Regions from separate parts of the Homo sapiens genome. Here region 1 is linked to region 2. The links are chromatin loops, found by intact Hi-C in ENCODE. Cell type or tissue: upper lobe of right lung. All regions are shown on one strand. Each heading gives the region's core, and the rest is flanking DNA. Links, peaks and the distances in the headings are about the cores only. Region 1 has its middle 82 kb from the start of P3H2-AS1. Region 2 overlaps P3H2 (prolyl 3-hydroxylase 2).

Region 1 (8,342 bases), core at 122-8,121, 240 kb after region 2:
AATGATGGAGCATAAATATAATTTTTGGAAAAAAATTAATTCTTTCATATAAAAAGGCAAACAGAAGGCTATTATTATTAAAAGATTAGTAAAATTATTAAAATGAGCAATTAGAGAACATTAAGCTAGACAATTTACCACATGTACATCCTATTATTCTGTGCACTATACATTAAGCCAAGTACAATGGAGGTTAAAAAGCTCAGAAGAATCCAGATCATACCAAAAGACTTGGCAAGTTCCCTTGACTTCTTTCTAGATTGCTACTACTATTGAAAACAATAATTACTGTTTATTGTGTTCTTAGTATTTGCCTGACACTGTGTTAAGTGTTTGAAAGTATTGTAGCATTCATCTTGATAACTCTGTCATGTAGACATTATCATAAATTCATTTTATAAATGAGAAAGTCTGAGAATTAGAGATGCTAAGTTACTTGCATAAAGGCAGAGAAAAAAATGTGGTAAGGCAGATATTCAAAGCCAGATTCTTCTGAGTCCAAAGTGAATGCTCCCAACATCTAAGCTAATACTCATTTTGAGATTTCAATTCTAAGTAATTAACAGAAAGATTATGTTGTTAATACAACATACCTTAACATACCTTACATACCTTATTTTACTTTTTATTGTGCTTTGCTTTATTGTGTTTTGCACATATTGCTTTTTTTTTTTTTAATAAATTGAAGGTTTATGGCGACCTTGCATCAAGCAAGTCTACTGGTACCATTTTTTTGACAGCACTCACTTCATTTCTCTGTGTCACATTTTGGTTATTATTGCAATTTTTCAAACTTTTTAATTGTTATTATATCTGTTACAGTGATCAGTCCTCCATTACAATAAGCAAGATAGTCTGAGAGATTCTAGAATATTTCTTTTTTCTTCTTCAAACTTTTTTGAGTGTGACTTGCAGTATGAAATACATTTTTATCGCAACCCAGTATACATATAGATGCATATATTTAGCTGAAACAGTATCTCACAGAAGTAATATTTGCCCTTACTATATTATTAAACTCTGACATTTTACTACCATATTTTATTTTATTTTTTTATATTGCTGGATGCAATGAACTAAATTGGTTTCACAACTCAGTAATAGGCCATAACTTACTATTTCAAAAGTATTGGCTGAAAAAACATTAAGAGAGGTAAATGCTGATAATCTGTGTGCCCTAGAGGAAGAGAAGGACTCAGGTAATGTACAGGCCATGTTAGATGATTGTTAAAAGTATGAGGTTTGGGCCAGGCGTTGTGGCTCACACCTGTAATTCCAACACTTTCGGAGGCTGAGGTGGGTGGATCACTTGAGGTCAGGGGTTCTTGACCAGCCTGGCCAACATGGTGAAACCCCATCTCTATTAAAAATACAAAAATTGGCCGTGCATGGTGGGCACACCTGTAATCCCAGCTACCTGGGAGGCTGAGGCAGGAGAATCACTTGAACCCGGGAGGCGGAGGTTGCAGTGAGTTGCGATTGTGCCACTGCGCTCCAGCTCCAGCCTGGGCAACAAGGGCAACAGCAGTCTGAATATATATATATATATATCTCCTCAGGGATAGGAGCAAGCAGGAATCATTTCTTTTTTTTTTTTTTGAGACGGAGTCTCACTCTGTCGCCCAGGATGGAGTGCAGTGGCACCATCTCAGCTCACTACAAGCTCCGCCTCCTGGATTAACGCTGTTCTCCTGCCTTGCCTCCCCAGCAGCTGGGACTACAGGCTCCCGCCACCACACCCAGCTAATTTTTTGTATTTGTAGTAGAGATGGGGTTCCACCATGTTAGCCAGGATGGTCTCGATCTCCTGACCTTGTGATCCGCCCGCCTCGGCCTCCCAAAGTGCTGGGATTACAGGCGTGAGCGACCGCACCCGGTCAGTCATTTCTTAATAAAAGAGTTGCCTGGCCTACCTCTTTAAGAAGAACAGCAACTCACCTTGCAAACATAATTCAAGTATATGTGTGTGTGTGTGTGTATATATATATACACACGCATATATATGTGTATATATATATTTATGTCAAACCTCATATATATGTATATGTGTGTGTGTATATATATGTCAATATATTTTTATGTCAAACCTCATATATATAATATATATAATATTAATAAAATATATTATATATTATATATATTATATATAATAAAATATAATATATATTATATATAATATATAATAAAATATATTATATATTATATATATTATATATAATAAAATATAATATATATTATATATAATATATAATAAAATATATTATATATTATATATATTATATATAATAAAATATATTATATATTATATATATATGAGGTTTGACATAAACCTCAGGGGTGGGGGTGGTGGAAGGGAGAGCATCAGGAAAAATAGCTATTGCATGCTGGGCTTAATACCTAGGTGATAGGTTGATAGGTGCAGCAAACCACCATGGCACACGTTTACCAATGTAACAAACCTGCACATCCTGCACATGTACCCTGCACATTTACCTATGTAACAAACCTGTAGATCCTGCACATGTAACTTAAAATAAATAAATAAATAAGGCTTTAGAATGAAATTGAGTTTAGGGCCATGAATACAGTTTGACGGGTGTGGGCACAGAGGTGATGTTTGGCATCAGAGTAGATAAGTTATTTGAAGAGAGAAAAACAAAAAGAATAGAGTAAAGCAGAAGATGAGAAACTAAACTCTACTGAGTACCCACAGTTCTGCAGTGGAGTAAAGAAGAAGAATTAGAGAAAGTACTCTCTCTATATAGTATTCGTATATGTATATGAATGAAGGATTTAGTAAAGTATAATTTATGGTAATAGTTTTTACCGTCAGAAGTATTTTCTTTATTTTATATTGAAGTTTTTGTTTTAAGATTAATACTGTTGGCCGGGCGCGGTGGCTCACGCTTGTAATCCCAGCACTTTGGGAGGCAGAGGCGGGCGGATCACGAGGTCAGGAGATCGAGACCATCCTGGCTAAAACGGTGAAACCCCGTCTCTACTAAAAATACAAAAACTTAGCCGGGAGTGGTTGTGGGCGCCTGTAGTCCCAGTTACTCGGGAGGCTGGAGAATGGCGTGAACCCGGGAGGCGGGGCTTGCAGTGAGCCGAGATCGCGCTACTGCACTCCAGCCTGGGCGACAGAGCGAGGCTCCGTCTCAAAAAAAAAAAAAAAAAAAAAAGAAAAAGATTAATACTATTGTCAGTATGCTGGTTCATTGTGGAGTATAAAATAATTTATTCTTCTCCATGAGCAAGTCGTGATCAGTTTCTTGTCTAAAAACCTTCCTATAAGTCCAGGAAAGATGGCTTATTCTGCCATCTTGTGGCTTGTTTTATTATGTTATCACTGTACATTGAGAAGTAATGGGTTAAAAGAAAACCAAACCGAAATTTACCCGAAGGTGTATTTTAATTATAGTACATACTAAGTGTATATTGGAGGCCAGGCAATAGAGCTAGGAAAATAAAAATATGAGGTATATCCTTCTCTTAAGGTTGATATTGGGCACCCGTTCAGAATATTCCTTCTCATAAAGTTCTAGGAAATAAAATCATAAATTAAGTAGGAATAAGCCTAACATGAAATGAACAAGATATTTATAAGGAAAATTGTAGAACCCTACTAAGGAACATAGAATAATGAAGGGATATATTGTAATTGTTAAAATATTTATTATTATAATATGCATACATCTTCCAGAGTAAGCTACAGGTCTGAAAATATCACAGGCAAAACCCCCAAAGAATGTTGTTTGTATATTTGAATATTATAACTTGGTAGTATAGTTCAAATGTAAGAGAAAATGTGAAACAATAACAAAAGAAAAATGAAAAAGAAAGGAGAAGAAAAAGGGCTTGCTTAAGATATAAAATGCACCATAACATAACAGTCATTAAAAGACACAAAATATGCAAAAGTAAACAAGTAGGCCAGCTGAATCGCATAGAGTCCAGGAAGAAACTCATGAAAAGTATTGACAGCTGATATTTGAAGTGACATTTTAAGTTGGTGGGGGAAAAAGAGAGCAAGTATTTCATGAATGATGTTTTAAAAATTTACCACGCATTGGGAAAAAATAGAGTTGTTTTCAACTTTAAGCTATATACCAATATGAATTTCTTATGTTTAGAGAGCTAGATGTGACAAAAAAGTCTATGTAAGTGTGATATGGTTTGGCTGTGTCCCCACCCAAATCTCATCTTGAATTGTAGCTCCCATAATTCCCATATGTTGTCGGAGGGACCTGGTAGAAGGTAATTGAATCATGGGGGCAGTTCCCCCATACTGTTCTCATGGTAGTGAATGAGTCCCATGACATCTGATGGTTTTATAAGGGGAAACCCCTTTTGCTTGGCTTTCATTCTCTCCTAAACTGCTCCCATGTAAGATGTACCTTTCACCTTCTGCCGTGAGTGTGAGACCTCCCCAGCCAAGTGGAACTGTGAGTCTATTAAACCTCTTTTCTTCTTTGTAAATTGTCCAGTCTTGGGTATGTCTTTGTCAGCAGCATGAGAACAGACTAATACATTAAATTGGTACTGGTAGACTGGGGTACTGCTGTAAAGATACCCAAAAATATGGAAGTGGTGTTGGAACTGGGTAACAAGCAGGTGTTGGAACAGTTTGGAGGGCTCAGAAGAAGACAGGAAAATGTGGGAAAGTTTGGAACTTCCTGGAAACATTTTCAATGGCTTTGACCAAAATGCTGATAATGATATGGACGATGAAATTCAGGCTGAGGTCATCTCAGATGGAGATGAGGAATTTGTTGGGAACTGGAATAAGGTGACTCTTGCTATATTTTAGCAAGGAGACTGGTGGCATTTTGCCACTGCCCTAGAGATTTGCAGAACTTTGAAATTGAGGGAGATGATTTAGGGTATCTGGCAGAAGAAATTTCTAAGCAGCAAAGCCTTCAAGATGTGACTTATGTTCTGTTAAAAGCGTTCAATTTTAAAAGGGAAACAGAGCATGAAAGTTTGGATAATTTGCAGCCTGATGATGTGATAGAAAAGAAAAACCCATTTTCTGAGGAGAAATTCAAGCCAGCTGCAGAAATTTGCATAAGTAATCAGGAGACAAATGTTAATCTCTAAAACAATGGGGAAAATATCTCCAGGGCATGTCAGAGACATGCAGCAGCCCCTTCCATCACAGGTCCAGAGGCCTAAGAGGAAAAAATGATTTCCTGAGCCTGGTCCAGGACCCCTCTGCTCTGTGCAGCCTAGAGACTTGGTGCCCTGCATCCTAGCCACTCTAGCCTTGACTAAAAGGGGACAAGATACAGCTCAGACCATGGCTTCAGAGGGTGCAAGGCCAAAGCATTGGCAGCTTCCAGGAGGTGTTGGGCCCGTGGGTGCTCAGAAATCAAGAATTGAGGTTTGGGAACCTTTGCCTATATTTCGCAGGATGTATGGAAAAGCCTGTATGTCCAGGCAGAAGTTTGCTGCAGGGGCAGGGTGCTCATAGAGAACCTCTTCTAGGGCAGTGTGGAAGGGGTTGAAGCTGCCACACAGAATTCCCACTGGGACACTGCCTAGTGGAGCTGTGAGAAGAGGGCCACTATCTGCCAGACCCCAGAATGATAGATCCACTGACAGCTGGCATCGTGCACCTGGAAAAGCCACAGACACTCAGCACCAACCCATGAAAGCAACCAGGAGGGAGGCTGTACCCTGTAAAGCCACAGAGGCAGAGTTGCCCAAGACCATGAGAGCCCGTCTCTTGCATCAGCGTGACCTGGATGTGAGACCTGGAGTCAAAGGAGGTCATTCTGGAGCTTTAAAATTTGACTGCCCCACTGGATTTTGGACTTGCATGGGGTTTTAGCCCCTTCATTTTGGCCAATTTCTCCTGTTTGGAATGGGTGTATTTATCTAATGCCTATATCCCCATTGTATTTAGGAAGTAACTAACTTGCTTTTGGTTTTACAGGCTCATGGGTGGAAGGGACTTGCCTTGTCTCAGATGAGACTTTGGATGGTGGACATTTGAGTTAATGTTGAAATGAGTTAAGACTTCGAAGGACTGTTGGGAAGGCATGATTGGTTTTGAAATGTGAGATTTGTGAAGGGCCAGGGGTGGAATGATGTGGTTTGGCTGTGTCCCTACCCGAATCTGATCTTGAATTATAACTTCCATAATTCCCATGTGTTATAGGAGGGACCTGGTTGGTGGTAATTGAATCATGGGAGCAGTTTCCCCCATATTGCTCTCATGGTAGTGAATAAGTCTCGTGAGATCTGATGGTTTTATAAGGGGAAACCCCTTTCACTTGGGTCTCATTCTCTTCTTGTCTGCCACCAAGTTAGTTGGGTCTTTTGTCTTCTGCCATGATTGTGTGGCCTCCCCAACCATGTGGCACTGTGAGTCCACTAAACATTTTTTTCTTCATAAATTACCCAGTCTTGAGTATGTCTTTATTAGCAGCATGAGAACAAACTAATACAAAGTGTTAAGGAGAAAATGCAGAATAATTTTTATAACCATATGGTTGGAGAGCCTAAGCAAAACACAGCCCTAAAGCCATAAAGAAAAGGTTTAACACACTTAACTACGTACAAATTTTCAATTCTCTGTGATGAAAGACACCACAAACAAAGTTAACAACAAATGACAGACTGGAAATGACATTCAGAATATAAAAGTGGTTCGACACATCAATAAGAAAACAAATCAATAGAAGACAGGCAAATTATTTTGACTGTGATTCACTGAAGAAGTACAAATGGCCCAAAAACTGATAAAAGATGTTCAACCTTAATACTGATAAGAAATGCAGATTAAAATTAAAATAAGATATTTATTTGTTTTTAAAGTTTGTAATATTAGGAGTGTATGATACTATAGGAAAATAGGCACCCTCAAATACTCTTGTACAGTAATGAATTGGTGAAGCATTTTTGGAAGGCAGTTCAACAGAAACTATAAAATTTTAAAATCCACTTATTTTTGACATAGCAATTCTACTTCTGGAATCAATCTTAAGGAAATATTCACATATGTGCACAAAGATGTATGCTCCTTGCTTGCATTATATTTAATAATAGTGAAAAAATGGAAAATACACTTAAGTAAAATAACTTTCTTTACTTGCTTTCCAAAACAATATTTTCCTGACTTTCTTCAATGGCCACTCATACTGAGTCTCTTTTCTTGGTTCCTGTTCATCTCCCCCACCTCCTGTTACAGTTCCCCAAGGCTCAGTTCTCATATCTTTGTCTATACTTATTCCTTGGTGACATCATTTGGTCTTTTGGTTCTATGATTCAGCGTTCTCTATTCACCACTTGACTCACTCTATGCTGATGACACCCCAGTTGATATTTCTTTCTCAGACTCTTCCTCTAACATACAAACTCATACATCTACCTACCTGCTTGATATCTTCTTTTCTATACCTAATATTTATCTCAAACTTTACTTGAAAAGCAAACTTTTGATCCTCTCTTCCAAATCTGTTCTTACCTTAATCTTCTAGATTTCAGTCAATAGAAACTTCATCATTCCAGTGGACCAGGCCAAAATTCTAGATGTCATATTTGAAATTTCTTTCTCTCATGTCCTCCATCCAATTTGTCGGCAATTTGTACAGCCCAATTATTGGCTGTGCTTTCAAGATATATGAAGAATCCAATCATCTCTCACCTCCATTCTTACTACTGTGGTCTGAACCACCATCATCACTTACCTGAATGACTGAAACAGCCTCCTAACTGGTTTCCTGATTTCCACCCTTATCCCTCTGTGGTTTGATTTTAGTAGAGCAGGCATGGTCACCTGCACTCTTTCAAATCTTCAGAGCCTCGAGGCATAGTCTGGACATAAGGCCCATGTTCTTCCTCTTTCCTCAGCCTGTATTTTGTCACTCATTACCTCACTTATATTAAGCTTTTACTCAAGTATCACCTTCATATTGAGACTTCCTTGACTACTCAGATTCATCACCATCTGATATCGTATATATTTTTTCTTTTTCTTTTCTTTCTTTCTTTCCTTTTTTTTTTTTTTTTTTTTTTTTGACAGAATCTCACTCTGTTGCCAGGCTGGAGTGCAGTGGCATGATCTCGGCTCACTGCAGCCTCCGCCTCCCTAGTTCAAGGGATTATCCTGCCTTGGCCTCCCGAGTAGCTGGGACTTCAGGCACACACCACCATGCCCAGCTAATTTTTATATTTTTAGTAGAGACGGGGTTTCACCATGTTGGCCAGGATGGTCTGGATCTGACCTCGTGATCCACCCACCTCAGCCTCCCAAAGTGCTGGGATTACAGACGTGAGCCACCGCACCCGGCCTGTGCATTTGTTTTCTGTCTCCTCAAACTGAATATTCTTTTGGC
Region 2 (8,305 bases), core at 1-8,000:
AGGGCTTCAGAGACCAGGCACAGGTTAATTTTAGAACTGGAGCACACGTGAGAGTTGTAGTTTCACCACCAAGAAGCTTATTCTCTCTAAGCTTTTGAATTTGCAGCAACTTAATTGTGTGTGTGTGTGTGTGTGTGTGTGTGTGTGTGTGTGTTTGGGGGAGGAGGTGAACTGGGCTTTGATAGATACATGAAATGATGAAAAACCAAGAAAGAGAGCTGGGTGTGGTGGCACGTGCCTGTGGTCCCAGCTCCCCGGGAGGCTTGAAGGATCGCCTGAGCCTAAGAGTTTGAGGCTCCAGTGTGCTATCATCACATCTGTGAATAGCCACTGCCCTATATCCTAGACAACATGGTTAGACCATGTCTCTAAGAAGAGAGAGAGAGAGAGAGAGAGAGAAAACAACCCAAAACAAGAAAGATAGATTGATAGATTGAGGCAACACAAGCATCCTTAGGAAGAGAAGGAAGATCTGATGACTGACATTAACCTGTTAATTTATACCATGGCTCTGTACAAAAATAAAAAGGTTCTCATAAGATTAACAATTTAAATAAATATTTGATAGAACATTCTTTCTCATTTTTATAGCTCATCTTTAGGGTTGATATTCAGTTCATGCTTCCCTTGCTGTTCTTGATCCAGAATTGCAATCACTTCATCAGCCTGTATTCGCTCCTGCAAAAAAGACAATTTACACATTTCTGTTACAAGCATAATAATCAGTCTCATCAGCAGACGCTTCCCAAACACTTCCTGGCATCCATCTGTACATGGGTTGATGCTATATCCAGTTAAGCATTGAACACCTCCTCTTCATCCCCAGACAGATGCCTTCTCCTAACATTCCTGGGTCCTAAGCAATTACTTTCTAAGATTTTCTCTCCTGCAAAGAACGACTGTATGTTCAACTGCTTCCTACTCTTTCTAATTCATGGCCCCATAGCCATCTCCAACTCAGTTCAGTGGTCAAGCTGAATTCACCATTTTCTCCCCAAGAACCTGCTCTGTTCTTCACGTAGGCTCTCTCTCGGTAAAGACCAACATCGCTCACCTATTTGCCTTAAAAGCCCGACCATGGTTTCCTGCATCTGATAAGTCACCTATTCTGTTCTATCTGCTGTCTCTGCCCCTTTCTCCTCAATGCACTATTGTTGCCGGAGTTTAGGTCAGGGTTTCTCAATTTTGGTCTGATTGACATTTTTAGACCAGATAATTATTTGTTGGGGGGTGGGAGGGTGGTGCTGCCCTGTGCCCTGCAGGATGCTCAGCGACACCCCGTCCTCTCTACCTACCACAGGTGTCAGTAACAACCTCCCCCACCAACCCCCAGATATTGCCAAATGTCCACTAGAGGGCAACATTGCTCCCTCTTTTTTTTTTTTTTTTTTTTTGAGATGGAATTTTGCTCTTGTTGCCCAGGCTGGAGTCCAGTGACGCGATCTCGGCTCACTGCAACCTCTGCCTCCCGGGTTCAAGCGATTCTCCTGCCTCAGCCTCCCAAGTACCTGGGTTTACAGGCGCTCACCACCATGCCCGGCTAATTTTTTATATTTTTACCATGTTGACCAGGCTTGGTCTCAAACTCCCGACCTCAGGTGATCCACCCGCCTCGCCCTCCCAAAGTGCTGGGATTACAGGAGTGAGCCACTGCACCCGGCCAATCGCTCCCTCTTGAGAGCCACCATTGTAAGCCCTCATCATCTCTTAATTACTGCCGCAGCCTCCAAATTGCTCTCGCTGTTTCACTACTCACCCTCACATGCTTCTAATGAATCCTACTGGCTTATATCTGATTATATCTCTTTCCTACTCACAGCTCTTCAATGGGTCCCTACTGCTTGAAGTTTCAGGTCTACTTTTCTTGGTGTGCTTATAAGAAGTTGCTTTACACCTGTCTCTTCTTTTTTTTTTCTTTTATTTATTTATTTATTTTTTATTATTATACTTTAAGTTTTAGGGTACATGTGCACAATGTGCAGGTTAGTTACATATGTATACATGTGCCATGCTGGTGCGCTGCACCCACTAACTCGTCATCTAGCATTAGGTATATCTCCCAATGCTATCCCTCCCCCCTCCCCCCACCCCACAACAGTCCCCAGAGTGTGATATTCCCCTTCCTGTGTCCATGTGTTCTCATTGTTCAATTCCCACCTATGAGTGAGAATATGTGGTGTTTGTTCTCTCTTCTTATTCATACCTTTCTCTCTTCTTTAGGTTTATTTTGCCTCCCTTCTCCTCACCTTATATTCCAACTTCTTAACTTACCTCAAGCTCCCTGAATGTAACACTTTCAAAAGAATTCCCTAATCCGATTCTGAATTAAGTGTTTCTCTGGATGCTCCCATTATATTCTACGCTTTCTTTTATTCCTCACATTAATCCATCAGCAGGTGCAGCTGGTCTACCTCCAAATTGTATCTCAAATCTTCCATCTCTTTTTACCTTCTCTATTACTACTCCAGTCCAAGACCACATGTTAGCTAAAGTAATCTTCTGTATCCTGTAACTCTCCAGGACTGGAGGAGATATGTGTGTGTGTGTGTGTGTGTGTGTGTGTGTGTGTGTGTGTGTGTGTGTGTGTTGGGGTGTGGGGACTACATGACTTTCCACTAGTTAGAATACAATTCGCATTTCCCAATCAGCCTGTGGAATCCGACTCCTGCCGCCTCCACGTCCTCTACTGAAGCCACTCTCCCTCTTGTCTGCCATATTCCAGATGCTCTGGCTTTCTTTGTTTCTTGGTGACTCCAAACATCTTATTGTCTCTGGGCCTTTGCAGCTTGTCCTCTGCCTGGAATACTCTCCTCCAGACATTTATCCTAGTGGACTTCTAATTTATTAGGTTTCAGCTCACATGCCACTTGTTTGGCGAGGCCTCACAATTTGCCGCTCCTACCCTTTCACTCCAGAATCAGTTGTCTTGTTCCATTTTCCACACATCATTGGTCACCGTGTGAAAAATCTCTCGATTATTTATTTATTTTTTACTTTTTTGGGATCTGTTTCCTTCCACTAGAATGTAAGCTCCAGAAGAGCAGGGCATCTTATCTTCTTGGTCACTACTGTATTTTCAGTGCTCAGAAAAGCCACTGACATGTGGCAAGAGTTCTATTTTCTTTGATGAGTAAATGTGTAAATGGATGAAGCCTTTCTCTGTCTAAAATGCCTCTCCCTAAAGAAATTGATCTTTTAAAGCTTTTTTTCAAATGCCATCTCCTCAAAGAAGCCTTTTTGGATTGCTTTTTGATATCCCTCAAACCACGCATTTGCTGCTAAGGATTCTTACCAAAACTTGCCTTGTGGTTTAATTAGTTGGGTCCTTGTATTATTTCTCCAATTTGACTTCAAGCTCCTTGAAAATAGGAATTATATCCTACTAGTGTGCATTCCCCATAGGCGGTCTTTAACACAGTGCCTGCGCACAGTAAGTTAAATAAATAACTATTTTATGAATTGAAAACAAAGCCCCTTTCATGCAAGAGCTTGTAATAAAAAATGTTTACAAAAAGGCAACTAAAAGGACTAGATATACTAAATAACAGAAAATTAAGTTGCTGCCACATCTAAATAAAAAGCCCAAGTACTACTTTACAAATATAAGGAAAACAATCTTTTTTTTTTTTTTCAAGACAGAGTCTCACTCTGTTGCCCAGGTTGGAGTGCAGTGGTGCGATCTCGGGTTACAGCAACCTCCACCTCCTGGATTCAAGTGATTCTCCTGCCTCAGCCTCCCCAGTAGCTGGGATTACAGGCATATGCCACCATGCCTGGCTAATTTTTGTAATTTTAGTAGAGACGGGGTTTCGCCATGTTGGCCAGGCTGGTTTCGAACCCCTGACCTCAGGTGATCTGCCCGCCTCGGCCTCCCCAAGTGCTAGGATTACAGGACTGAGCCACCGTGCCCGGCCAAGGAAAACAATCCTGATACTTAACAAATCGACACACATACAAAGCTTTCACATCTGTTGACCACAAGAAATGATTGTAATCTTGTTTCTCATTAAGGGAAAGAAATTCAAGAGCTGGAACCAATATATATGAAGCTTCGAACATCCTTGCATCCTTAAAAGGATGTTGCTAAATACTCCTTGAGAACTGAGACCCTTTAAAGTAATTCATAATAAGCATGAGAATCGGCCAGCTCTAATGACTTGTTCATAGGTAGGCATTTTTTTTTTCTGAGATTCAATCTGCAAAAAGACGTCTAGGCCAGGAACTCCCAAACTCTGCTGCTGCACGTTAGAATCACCTGGGGAGCTCTTAAAACTCCTGAAACACAGATGTTAGTAGTTTGTAACGATCAATAGATGATCTCCACGTGTAGCAAAGAATGATTCACAGCCTGGGCTAATTTAGCTGAGGAAAAAGTTCTGGTCATTTCCCACTGTGGCCACTAGATGCCGCTACGGCCTGAAGACTGGAGAGGTTTTCTAGTACTTTTCCATCAGAGGAAGGGACGCTGGCGTTGATGTTTCCTATTACAAAGGAGCAAAGAGAACTTACTTTGTGTTAGCTTATTTTGAGAGAACAATACCTTGGAAAAGGGAGTTTGGATACTGAATGATGAAATAGATTAAATGTCTGCTGAATTGAATACTAGAATAGTGAGGTAATATTTCAATAATTTTATCTTCACTGTCTACCCATTGACATAGGTTCCTTAGTTTAAAAAAAAATGCTTTGATGGAATGCTAACATTTTGGAGATGGAAAATACCAGGATATAAAGTAATGATAGGGGAAGGCAATTGTTTGCTGCTCCCTTGAGGTTTTCAGGACTCTGTGCTCTGGTCCTTTTGTCAGGGCCTTTCTTTCTTTTTCTTCTTCTTCTTTTTTTTTTTTTTTTTTTTTTTTAAGACAGAGTCTCACTCTTGTCGCCCAGGTTACAGTGTGGTGGAGTGATCTCAGCTCACTGCAACTGCAGCCTCCACCTCCTGGGTTCAAGCGATTCCCCTGCCTCAGGCTCCCGAGCAGCTGGGATTACAGGTGCGTGCCACCACGCCAGGCTAATTTTTGTATTTTTAGTAGAGATGGGGTTTCACCATGTTGGCCAGGCTGGTCTCCAACTCCTGACCTCAGGTGATCCACCCACCTAGGCCTCCAAAAGTGCAGGGATTATAGGCGTGAGCCACCACGCCCAGCCAGGGCCATTTTTTCTATGCCTGGCTATCGTCTTTGCTTCTAGGTCTGAGCTTATAGAAGTCTTCCTTGATTCCCTGCTACAAAACATATACTGTTCTCTTCTTACAGCGTATTTACTAGCTGTTCTGTCCAAGCTCCTCATAGTCCAGGACCTTGTTCTGTTCACCCTTCTACCCCTAGGGCCTATCTAGCAGAGTTTCCAAGGCAGATAATAATAGCTCTTCTGTACAATAAAAGGTCACAATAGGTCTTTTGTAAAATATGTGAAAGAATGGCTTAGGGAATGTGGGGAAACACTTTGTAAGTTAGATTTGATGGTGAAAAGTATATGAGAAAAACGCATTATTTTTAAATAGTTTCTGATGAAATTGGATTCAACTTAGGAACCTAACAAGGAAAACTGGATAGAATGCCAGTTTTAAGAATAGAATTTCATAGCTTCATCAATACTTAGGGCTGGAGAAGATTTGGAGGTCATCCAGTTAAGCCTCTGCTACGATGTTTTAGATTCCATTTCAGCGTTCCATGCTAAGCAGTTGCCTGGGCTTTGATTGGAGCCATCCAATCAGTGCTTCCAAAGCAGACAATTCTGCCAAACTGTGGTGACTATTTGAAAGTTATTCCTTGTGTGGAGCCCAAATTTTCCCTCCAGGGCTTCTACCCATTGGTCTTAATTCATACCGCTGCAGCTCCACAGGTGGAGACTATGACATCTGCCCACGGGCTTCCAAAACGATGAGATCATGGTCTCCTCCTAGCTAAGTGTCCTCAGCTAGTTTGCATATAATAATATTGAAATACTTAATGTAATAACAGTAATAAGTAATAATAATCTTTTAGGTTTCCTTGCCCTCTTTCAAATACGTTTCATAAATGATTCAATACTATTTCTTATGATTTGCGAGAAAACAAATCCGTCTTCTGGGTGACCAATAAAAAGTGATTCCTCCCTGATGCCACAGAGTTGTTTTGGTTTTTGTTTTTGTTTTGAGACAGAGTCTTGCCCTGTTGCCCAGGCTGAAGTGCAGTGGTGCGATCTCGGCTTACTGCAATTTACGCCTCCCAGGTTCAAGCGATTCTCCTGCCTCAGCTTCCCGAGTAACTGGAACTACAGGCGCATGCCACCACATCCAGCTAATTTTGTATTTTTAGTAGAGATGGGGTTTCAGCATGTTGATCAGGCTGGTCTCGAACTCCCGACCTCAAGTGATCTGCCCACCTCGGCCTCCCAAAGTTCTGGGGTTATAGGAGTGAGCCACCACGCCCAGCCTTACAATTTGTTAATAAGCTCAAGACAGATTAGTGACTATCAAATATCATTGACACAGCTATTTCTACAAACATCTTCACTTACTAGAACATATCTGATTAAGAACTGCCTTTACCCTCTTCTTTTCCTCAGACGAAGCAATTTAAAGGACTTCTCAGATAAAGCAGTTCATGAAGCAAGCCTAATTGGCTTTCTGGGCGGGTGAGAAACTCACCAATTCTCTATAAAGTGGGTCCAAGGTGAACCACAGAGCCACAGCACACCTCTTTCCCTTGGTGACTGCCTTCACCCCATGAGGGTTCTCTCCTCCAGATGAGAAGCTGATCATGCGCCCACATTTTGGTTTTATAGAGGCCTGAGAAAGAAAGCAAAAATTAGACTTTCAATTGTTGTATCATAAACATTTCCACAACTCCTGCTTCTCTGGCTATGAGATTATTTGAGTTAAGGCCTGAGGCGAAGAATAAAGGAATCCTGGGATTGAAGATGATGTAAATTATCTCAATTTTCTCACCCGTAAAACAAAGGTAAGGTCAAAATAATATATACCTCAGAAAATAAAAAGATGTTCAAGTAAAACGTGTAGCAAAGTCCACATACATAGTAATCATTCAATACATGCTATATATATGATAGCCTGCAAATTCAAAGAAGGCAAAGTTTTCCTCTCATAATTCATTTCTGTAGCTTTTGCACTAGCAAAGCATCCGGATACAAGGTAGGTGTCCATTCCATACTTGTGTAATTAACAAACAAACAAACAGGACATCTGCAGTGCTGGAAAAGTTGTTATTGATCTAGGTAGTGGTTACATGAGCGTATACGCTTTCTAATTTTTAAATTGTACATTCATGGTTTATGTGCTTTTCACAATACAAACATTTTTAAAAGTCATAATTCTGTATGATATTTCATTTCCTTTACACTATTGTTTCCCAGTGGTCGTTTAGGCATTGTTTGAACATCTCTAGTGGTGAGAACACGACACCCCTTGGAGTGGCCTATTCGCCATCACCCTTAAGTGTTTTAAGACTGACACAGTCCTTCGCAGCTTATGCACTGCTCAGGTGGAGCTGTCCACAGCGTTTAGGTAGAAGAGTGTAGTGAGAGAAAAAGAAATACTGCTGGGCTCACTGAGCCAGGGTAGAAGATCAAACAAGCTGCCTCTTCAAATTGAATGAGCTTAAGCAACTGAATATTAGAGGCCTTGCTTCTGTGTTTAAAGAAGTGTCTCATGTGAGTAGAATCCATTTTGTCTTTCTTGGGAAATACAGAAACTTTATTCATTCCTCTGTATAGTTCAGAAAAGTAAAGTAAAACCAAAAAAAAGTGGCACTAGCCATTTTACTAGGTGAGAACATGGACTGGTTCTCACTAGCCATTTTCTGAATTGACTTGAGTTGACATATGCCCGTAAATCTTTGGTTTCCTTCTGCATAAAATGAGCTGGCTGGTTTTTCACTGCTAGCTTCAGGAAGAATATTTGAAAAATTTCCTAAAGTCCTTGGTTGCTACATAACATAGGTACTCCCGGACTACGTGACTACATATGGAAGGTAAGAGGTAGGTGGAGGAGTCGGAAAGCCAGAGAGACAGGTGGGTGCATATGTGTTTATGTGGGCATGTGTGTGTGTTTATGTCTGTGTGAGTCTGCATGTGTGTGTATATGTGACTTGTGTGTGAGTGTTAAAGGGAAGAGCAGAAAAAAAGCAGTCAGTTTCTTTTTACTCTTCTACTCACAATAACTGAAGAGTGATTTGTCTTTGCTGGAATTGCTTTTCCTAAACAGCTTTACCAAGGCAACTGTTCTGATGTAAATCTAGAGAGTTCACGAGTTAGTCGTGTCCTCAGTATCAATGTGATTCTGTTTTTCTGGAGAAGGAATTTG

Evidence for each region. Peaks named below come from ENCODE experiments on the same cell type or tissue, not always from the same donor. Only the 100,000 strongest peaks of a DNase experiment are listed, where the experiment ranks them.
Region 1: it touches region 2 in a loop (4-fold over the local background); 104 of 110 quality-filtered maps call a loop at or near these places.

Annotation. Positions count from the first base shown.
Region 1 is chr3:190,198,669-190,207,010 of GRCh38, forward strand. No RefSeq gene overlaps it. Among named protein-coding and RNA genes, the nearest start is that of P3H2-AS1, 82 kb to the left of the region's middle. In upper lobe of right lung, for the core only: a CTCF peak has its summit at 3,338 (motif pointing left); a DNase peak (open chromatin) is centred at 3,073; H3K4me3 peaks cover 590 bases.
Region 2 is chr3:189,957,327-189,965,631 of GRCh38, forward strand. P3H2 (prolyl 3-hydroxylase 2) reads right to left here. Exons shown (of 15, transcript NM_018192.4): 14 at 6,632-6,772; 15 at 1-678. The coding sequence ends at 586. Among named protein-coding and RNA genes, the nearest start is that of MIR944, 130 kb to the left of the region's middle. In upper lobe of right lung, for the core only: CTCF peaks have their summits at 1,344 (motif pointing right) and 4,403 (motif pointing right); a DNase peak (open chromatin) is centred at 4,405.